2 separate regions of the Mus musculus genome follow, and region 1 is linked to region 2. A link is a contact called in ENCODE Hi-C or POLR2A ChIA-PET data. All regions are on one chromosome and are shown on one strand. Each heading gives the region's core, a stretch centred on a gene start or an enhancer-like site at or near the end of the contact. The rest is flanking DNA. Distances are from core to core; before and after follow the strand shown.

What was found. Hi-C counts contacts between places; a loop is a spot of excess contacts on that map. ChIA-PET counts read pairs that join two places held with the same protein, here RNA polymerase II (POLR2A).
Region 1: a map of heart shows a loop between it and region 2 (5-fold over the local background). The contact joins two enhancer-like sites. A Hi-C loop is called at or near these places in 1 of 37 maps with a recorded cell type or tissue (heart). POLR2A ChIA-PET finds 5 or more read pairs at or near these places in 2 of 5 experiments (Patski and embryonic stem cell).

Annotation. Positions count from the first base shown.
Region 1 is chr1:135,697,609-135,700,765 of GRCm38, reverse strand. No RefSeq gene overlaps it. Among named protein-coding and RNA genes, the nearest start is that of Gm32835, 11 kb to the right of the region's middle. Within about 2 kb of position 1,251, at least 3 of the 3 ENCODE cell types and tissues checked have a DNase peak (open chromatin) inside an H3K27ac peak, as active enhancers do; they include heart, where a contact is called at or near this core.
Region 2 is chr1:135,630,224-135,633,548 of GRCm38, reverse strand. It overlaps a transcript of Nav1 not described here. Among named protein-coding and RNA genes, the nearest start is that of Gm4793, 34 kb to the right of the region's middle. Within about 2 kb of position 1,893, at least 1 of the 3 ENCODE cell types and tissues checked has a DNase peak (open chromatin) inside an H3K27ac peak, as active enhancers do; it is heart, where a contact is called at or near this core.

The DNA.
Region 1 (3,157 bases), core at 2-2,501, 68 kb before region 2:
TGAACGCAGGTTCTTGTTAACCCAGTTCTGGGTAGAGAAAGAGACTTAGCAATGGGTGGCTTTTGCGTCTGCCTGGGGCCTCTGGACTGCGTTTGTTGGAACTGGCAGGGCCCTAATTGCCCCTTGGGTCCCTGTGATTATTTCAGTAGAGATCCTGGGATAGTTGGGTTCTGTGTTTTGCCTGTTTGTAAAATGAGTTTGAAAAAAAAGTTCAGGGCTGGTGAGATGGCTCAGTGGGTAAGAGCACCCGACTGCTCTTCCGAAGGTCCGAAGTTCAAATCCCAGCAACCACATGGTGGCTCACAACCACCCGTGATGAGATCTGATGCCTCTTCTGGTGCGTCTGAGGACAGCTGCAGTGTACTTACATATAATAAATAAATAAATAAATCTTTAAAAAAAAAGAAAAAAGAAAAAGAAAAAAAAGTTCAGACCGGATGCAAATACTCTAGATGCCAGGTTTCTTAGCAGGAGGCACCCAGATACCATGATAGCAACATCTCTCACAGAAAGGAAGGTAAAATGTCACAGCACCAGAAATCAAGCTGAAATACAAAGTCTCTGTGCTGAAATAAGGAAACTACTCTGGAAAGAGGTGGGGAGGCAAAGAGATAATGATTCTGGCTGAAAACTATTGAGCTACTTGAGAAAGTTGTCTTTCTCCCTTCTCCCGCCTCCACCCCCTTTTATTTTTGTCTCCCTGATGATTGCATTTGGCAGTGGGTGTTGCCAAGTTTCCCAATTTAGTTTTTATTTTTCTTTCTTCTTTTCTTCCTTCCTTCCTTCCTTTTTTTTTTTTTTTTTTTTTTTTTTTGAGATAGGGCTTCTTCTCTGTCCTGGAACTCACTCTGTAAACCAGGCTGGTCTCGAACTCAGAAATCCCCCTGCCTCTGTCTCCCACGTGCTGGGATTAAAGGCATGCACCACCACCACCCGGTTCCGGTTCCTAATTTAGCGTCAAGAGAACTGGCCCCAGGGTTTTCCAGGCCACAGAAGCTGGAGGGAGGACTCGTTCGCTAGTTTGTCGCACTCCCCTCAGAAAATCCAGTCTGGGTTTTATTCTAAAGTCTGCTTTGTCTCTTCAAAGGATCTCCAGATGGGGAGATTCTGAGCTGGGGTATTTCTTCCTACCCCTCCCAGACGGATTGCGAGTTTTTTCCAGTCTGAATTCTCCCTAGGGCTCTCCTCCGCAGACGCGCCCACACCAGCAGGGGTCAGCAGTGTCCTACATCTGGCGGGGCGCTGCCTGCCACATGCGCCATCTCTTCCGGGCGCTGCCAGGGCTGCTGGGGGATTAGAGGGTGCTGTCCTGCTGAGGCCTTGGCACCATTCTAATATGCCGGCCGAGATTCCTCCCCTGAACGTGAAGTGACGTGTGGTCATTAAAAGCGCTGATGTGGATGTGAGCGTATACCGCAGACATCAGCAATGCCAGCTTACCATCTGCTTTTCACCGCCAGGTTTTTAATGTGTATTGGCACGTGCGCCTTACTTTGTGGGTCTAGGTGACAGAGAGTGTGTAGCCTGGATTTATCTTGCTGAGATTTTCTCAAAGACCTGGGGGTTCTGGATTCTACCCAGTACCCAGGATGTCAGCGAGGGACTCATGCCTCCCCAGGCTCTGGGAATGACTGGTGTTCCGGTCTCACTAACGCCAACTCCGTCACACCCAACGCTGCTCAGTGGAACAAATTCTCTCGTAGTAGTGTCAGATCTCTATGGCCAGCGTCTCCGTGACTGATGCCCGGGAAAAGCAAGCTCTGCTCAGCTTCCCGATTCATCCGTAGCCCTGGTGTCTTTTTTTTTTTTTTTTTCACGTCCCCAGTCCATTTTGCAGTTCGCTAATTTGTGCCGAATCCTTCCAGCTCAGGCCACCTTGTTAAATATGAAGGTCCCCAGGGAAATCAGAGATCCTAGAAACATCTGGTTCCTTGGAAGCAGCAGGACTCCCTGCCATCTTCCTGCTTCTCAGTTTTCCCCACTCCGACGTGATGGGGGAGCGAGGAAGGGGCTCTGGCTCGCGTACAGCTGGGGTAAAGCTGAATTGGAAGACTCCAGTTAGTGACTGGGATTCCCAGGGCCCCACGACCTTCCAAGCAGGCTCCCCTGCTGCTGTGACGGGCAGATGCCGGCTTTTCCACATGCCTTTGAAAAGGGGGACTTGGAAGAGGCCTCTCACTAGCCTGCTTTCCTAGGAGTAGAGTTACAGCAGCTGATCTAGACAACAGGTGTGGCTTTCCGTCACAGCTGCTGCAAAGCACATCTGTACTAACAAGAAGGCGGCAGTCACAGCTTGGCCCATCAGTCACCAAAGCACACCTCGGATTTCGGGGGAGTGCCTGAAAAGGCACGAGTGAAGGTTGGAGAGACTCAGATCAGCTTTGACAGAGCCCTTTTACCCTGGAAATGCCACAGCGGCCACCTCGGCCCTTGCAGTTTCATTGGTCTACAGCATAGGAATGGGGGAAGAGATCTTCTTCTCTGGGTAGCACCCCAGCCCCTGGACTGCAGCCAATTTCCCTTTCTGGCCAATGGAGCCCAGAACTTTTCAGGGTGGAGCTCAGAATCCAGGCTCTTCCAGGAAGCCAGAAGTGTGGAGGGTTTTTACAGTGGTTCTCAACCTTCCTAAGGCTGCGACCCTTTAACAGTTCCTCATGTTGTGGTGAGCCCCAAAACATAAAATTATTTTTGTTACTACTTCATAACTGTAATTCTGTGATCGTTATGAACCCTAATGTAAATATTTTTTTGAGATAGAGGGTTGGTATGGGGGTCGCGACCCACAGGTTGAGAAACACTGCTTTAGCAGCCTGGCTCTTTGGGGCTGGTTTGACTAGTAAATAAAACCTATGCTGCAGAAGCATGGGGGTGTGAGCTCATCCCCCAGCACACACATAAAACTCCAGGTGCAGACTGGTGAGATGGTTCACTGGAGAGAGGCACTAACCACCAAACCTGACAACCCAAGTTCAATGCCTCAAACACCACTGTGGAAAGAAAGACTCAATTCTGTAAAGCTGTCCTCTGCCCTCCACATGTGTGACACGGCACACCCAGGTGGCCTGATCTTGTAATACCAGTGCTAAAGAGGCAGTGACAGACACATCCCTGGAACTTACTGGCCAGCCACCTAGTGGTGAGCCCTAAGTCCCAATGA
Region 2 (3,325 bases), core at 644-3,143:
CTTCGTGACTAGCTCCCCAGAAGTTGTCTATGTCGTTTTAGTCAGAGATGTCATGGGAAGCCAAGAAGGCTCTGAGGCCTGCAGCTTGGACTTAAATATTGGCCAATCTAATCTGTGTCTTAGTGGGATTAAGATGAGTGCCTCGACCAGAGTCAGTCTCCTTTCTCTTACTTGTAAAATGGAAACAGTAACATTTTCCACATCACAGGGTTTTCTGAAGTGAAATTAGCTGATACATATGAAAGGCTAGGGGCAGTGGCTGGTACACAGTGAATGTCACATATACTCTTGTCTCTTGTCACTGCATTTCTCTCAAGCGTCTGTCTGCCTTGTGGACCTCATCTCTCCCGTAAGGCTGGAAAGCCCCAGAAGCACCTTCATGTGTCCTCCAACCTGGATGCTTCCTGACGGCAGATATTCTTCTCTCCTTGGGGGTAATCCAACACTGACGCTGATGCTAGCCCTAAGTTAGCCAGGGCTTCGGACACACCAAGGGAATATGAACAACCTCATATCGTTACCACCTGGGCCTGAGAGGTACCCTCATGGGTTAGACTGCCAAAGAATTCCTGTTTTGTTTTGTTTTCTAGATCACTCAAGGACTAACACTGTCATTCTTTTTTTTCTCTCTCTCTCTCTCTCTCTCACATACACACACATATACTTCCTACAGACTCTCCCTCCTTTTTTTAAAAAAAGATTTATTTATTTTATATATGTGAGTATACTGCTTTCAGACACACCAGAAGAGAGGGTCAGATCCCATTACAGATGGTTGTGAGCCACTGTGTGGTTGCTGGGAATTGAACTCAGGACCTCTGGAAGAGCAGTCAGTGCCCTTAACTGCAGAGCCATCTCGTCAGCCCCAAGCTTCCCTTTTTGGTCATTCCCAAAGTACTTTGTGTAGTTATCTATTTAACCGTATTTATTGACCACACAACAGGGTTGTGGGAGGTAGTGATGGGCTTCTAGAATGCCCCCATTGAACTTACAGCCCTGTGGGAAGAGACTGAACAGGTAGGATGAGTTTTAACAACACACAGAAGGAACTCTGGTTTAGCCCAAGGGCTGCAGAAGTGACCTTGTAATCAGAGCCAACAACTATGAAGCACGCCTATGGGCAAGTGGGGTAGTTTGCATGAAAATGGCTCCATAGGCTCATAGGGAGTGGCACTATTGGGAGGTGTGGCCTTGCTGGAGTGGGTATGGCCTTGTCAGAGAAAGTGTGTCACTGGGAATGGGCTCTGGGGTCTCTGATGCTCTAGCCTGGCCAGTGTGTCATTGTCTCTCCTGATGCCTGAGGATCCAAATGTAGAATTCCTGTAATTTTTGCATGCATGTCAGCCTGTATGCCACCATGCTTCCCACCATGATGATAATGGACTAAACCTCTGGACTGTAAGCCAGCCCCAGATAAATGTTTCCTCTTATAACAGTTGTGGTGGCCGTGGTGTCTCTTCACAGCAATAGAAACCCTAGGACAGCAGTTTAGAGTGTTCTGGGTTTTCTGCAGCCTCCTCTTGCTTCCCAGCCTCTACCTTCTCAAAGCACCCAGCGTTTCCTGGGATTCACACATACCTGTCTTTACCGCATATCTCCCACTTCCAATCTTACCATCTTTCTGGGGGCTCTGTGTTGATTGGAGTTGAGACTTTCTGAGTGAGCAGCGCTCGTAGTGCAAACCACAGATGATCAGATAACATCCTAACATGCCCCGGAGGGCTTCCAGCTAATGTTTGAAGACTGGATCTACAGACACCTTCCTGCAGGCTGCAGCCTCTGCTCTGCTGGGCTGAGTGCCAAGCTACGATAACACAGGGAGCACGTGGGCCAGATTTCCTCCTTCCTACTCCTCAGGAAGCTCCGCCCCTGCCCTCCACCCTACTTCCTGTTTAGCCCAGAAGTCCAGGTCAGCTTCCTTAACAGCTGTTGCTCATGTTCTTCATTTAGACTGGTGAGCTAGCAGCTCAGTGAGATGAAGTGAGGCCAATCCTTCCCAGGAGCCTTCATTCCGGGGCCCGCAGAGAACAAGAGTGGGGGGGGGGGGTTGACCATCCTGCCTCTGTAAGGGACAGAGGAGAGGAGCCCAGCTTCAGGGACCAAGAAGCAGACCAGCATATTGATTGTCTAGTCTGATCCAGACACAGTACTTGGCAGCAGACTAACTTCCTCAAGAAGGCATCATTGCTAGAGATGTCCAGGATAGATCAGGAGTGAAGAGCATTGTTGTGTACGTGGCATGGAGACGGAGCTCAGGGCCTCTCTTCTCCTCAGAGAAGGTCAGGGAGATCTTCTCAGATGGGAAATCTTTTTTTTTTTTTTTTGGATGGGAAATCCTAGTGGTACCCAGGCAGCAGAGTCTTCAGTCCAGGGACTGGGGGATGGAGAGAGGAGGCTGCTCTTCCTTCTATGGTTAGTCTTGGAGCTGAATGGGTTCTACAAGGGTCATCCTATCCTTGCCCTTGCCTTGGACAGGTGGCTAATATCAGGGAGGTATTAGGATTAGGGGGCTCTGCCCTTCACTCAGAAACCACTTCCAGCCCTGCGTGGTGTACATGCTTGTAATCCCAGGGGACCCCAAGTTAAAGGCCATCCTGGAGGACATACTGAGAGCCTGTCTCAAGAAACGGAAAACAACACAAACATTTCTGGAGCTTTTCCTGGGGCCTGGACTGGATTGGTCCCACTTAACATAAGGAGGAGTCAAACCAGGTATCTGGGTGTTGGGGGTCACTGACTTTCCCAGTCTCCTCACCTAGGCCCCGCTGGCAAGGATGGATCTCCTAGGAAAGAGAAATCATATCAGAGAGCTCTCTGAGAAGGTAATGCCACACGCTTCATGGGGCACATGTTCAGGATCTCCCGGCTGCCACCCTGGTCATTTTCTTCTCTGGTTCTAATTTTTATGGTTGGAAAGGGACTTCAAGACCCTATCTTAGTGAAAATGGAAGACAAAGGTTTTATATCTGCAAAGCCCATTAGCCAGCATCCCTCGATTCATGGCGGATATGCCACCCCAGTCCATTAACCTCTACCGGGCCAGCCCTCCTGCTCTGGATACAATTCAGTTTTCTGTGACCCTCGTAAACTACAGAGCACAAAACTAATGTGTTGAGAGTTTCATGAGGTCCTGACCCTAGTACAGAGGTCTGGGATCTCAGACACAGGATCCCCACCCCCATCCCCTGATGTTGATGTTCTGGAAGTATCTTTCTATGAATCTTACCTCTCTAGAAAGATAAGCCTTTACCAGGGGTCTTTTTATGGGGGGAGCTGCAGGAAGGCTTCCTGAGAACACTCAGATTCCTGTTAGCACCATTCTTAT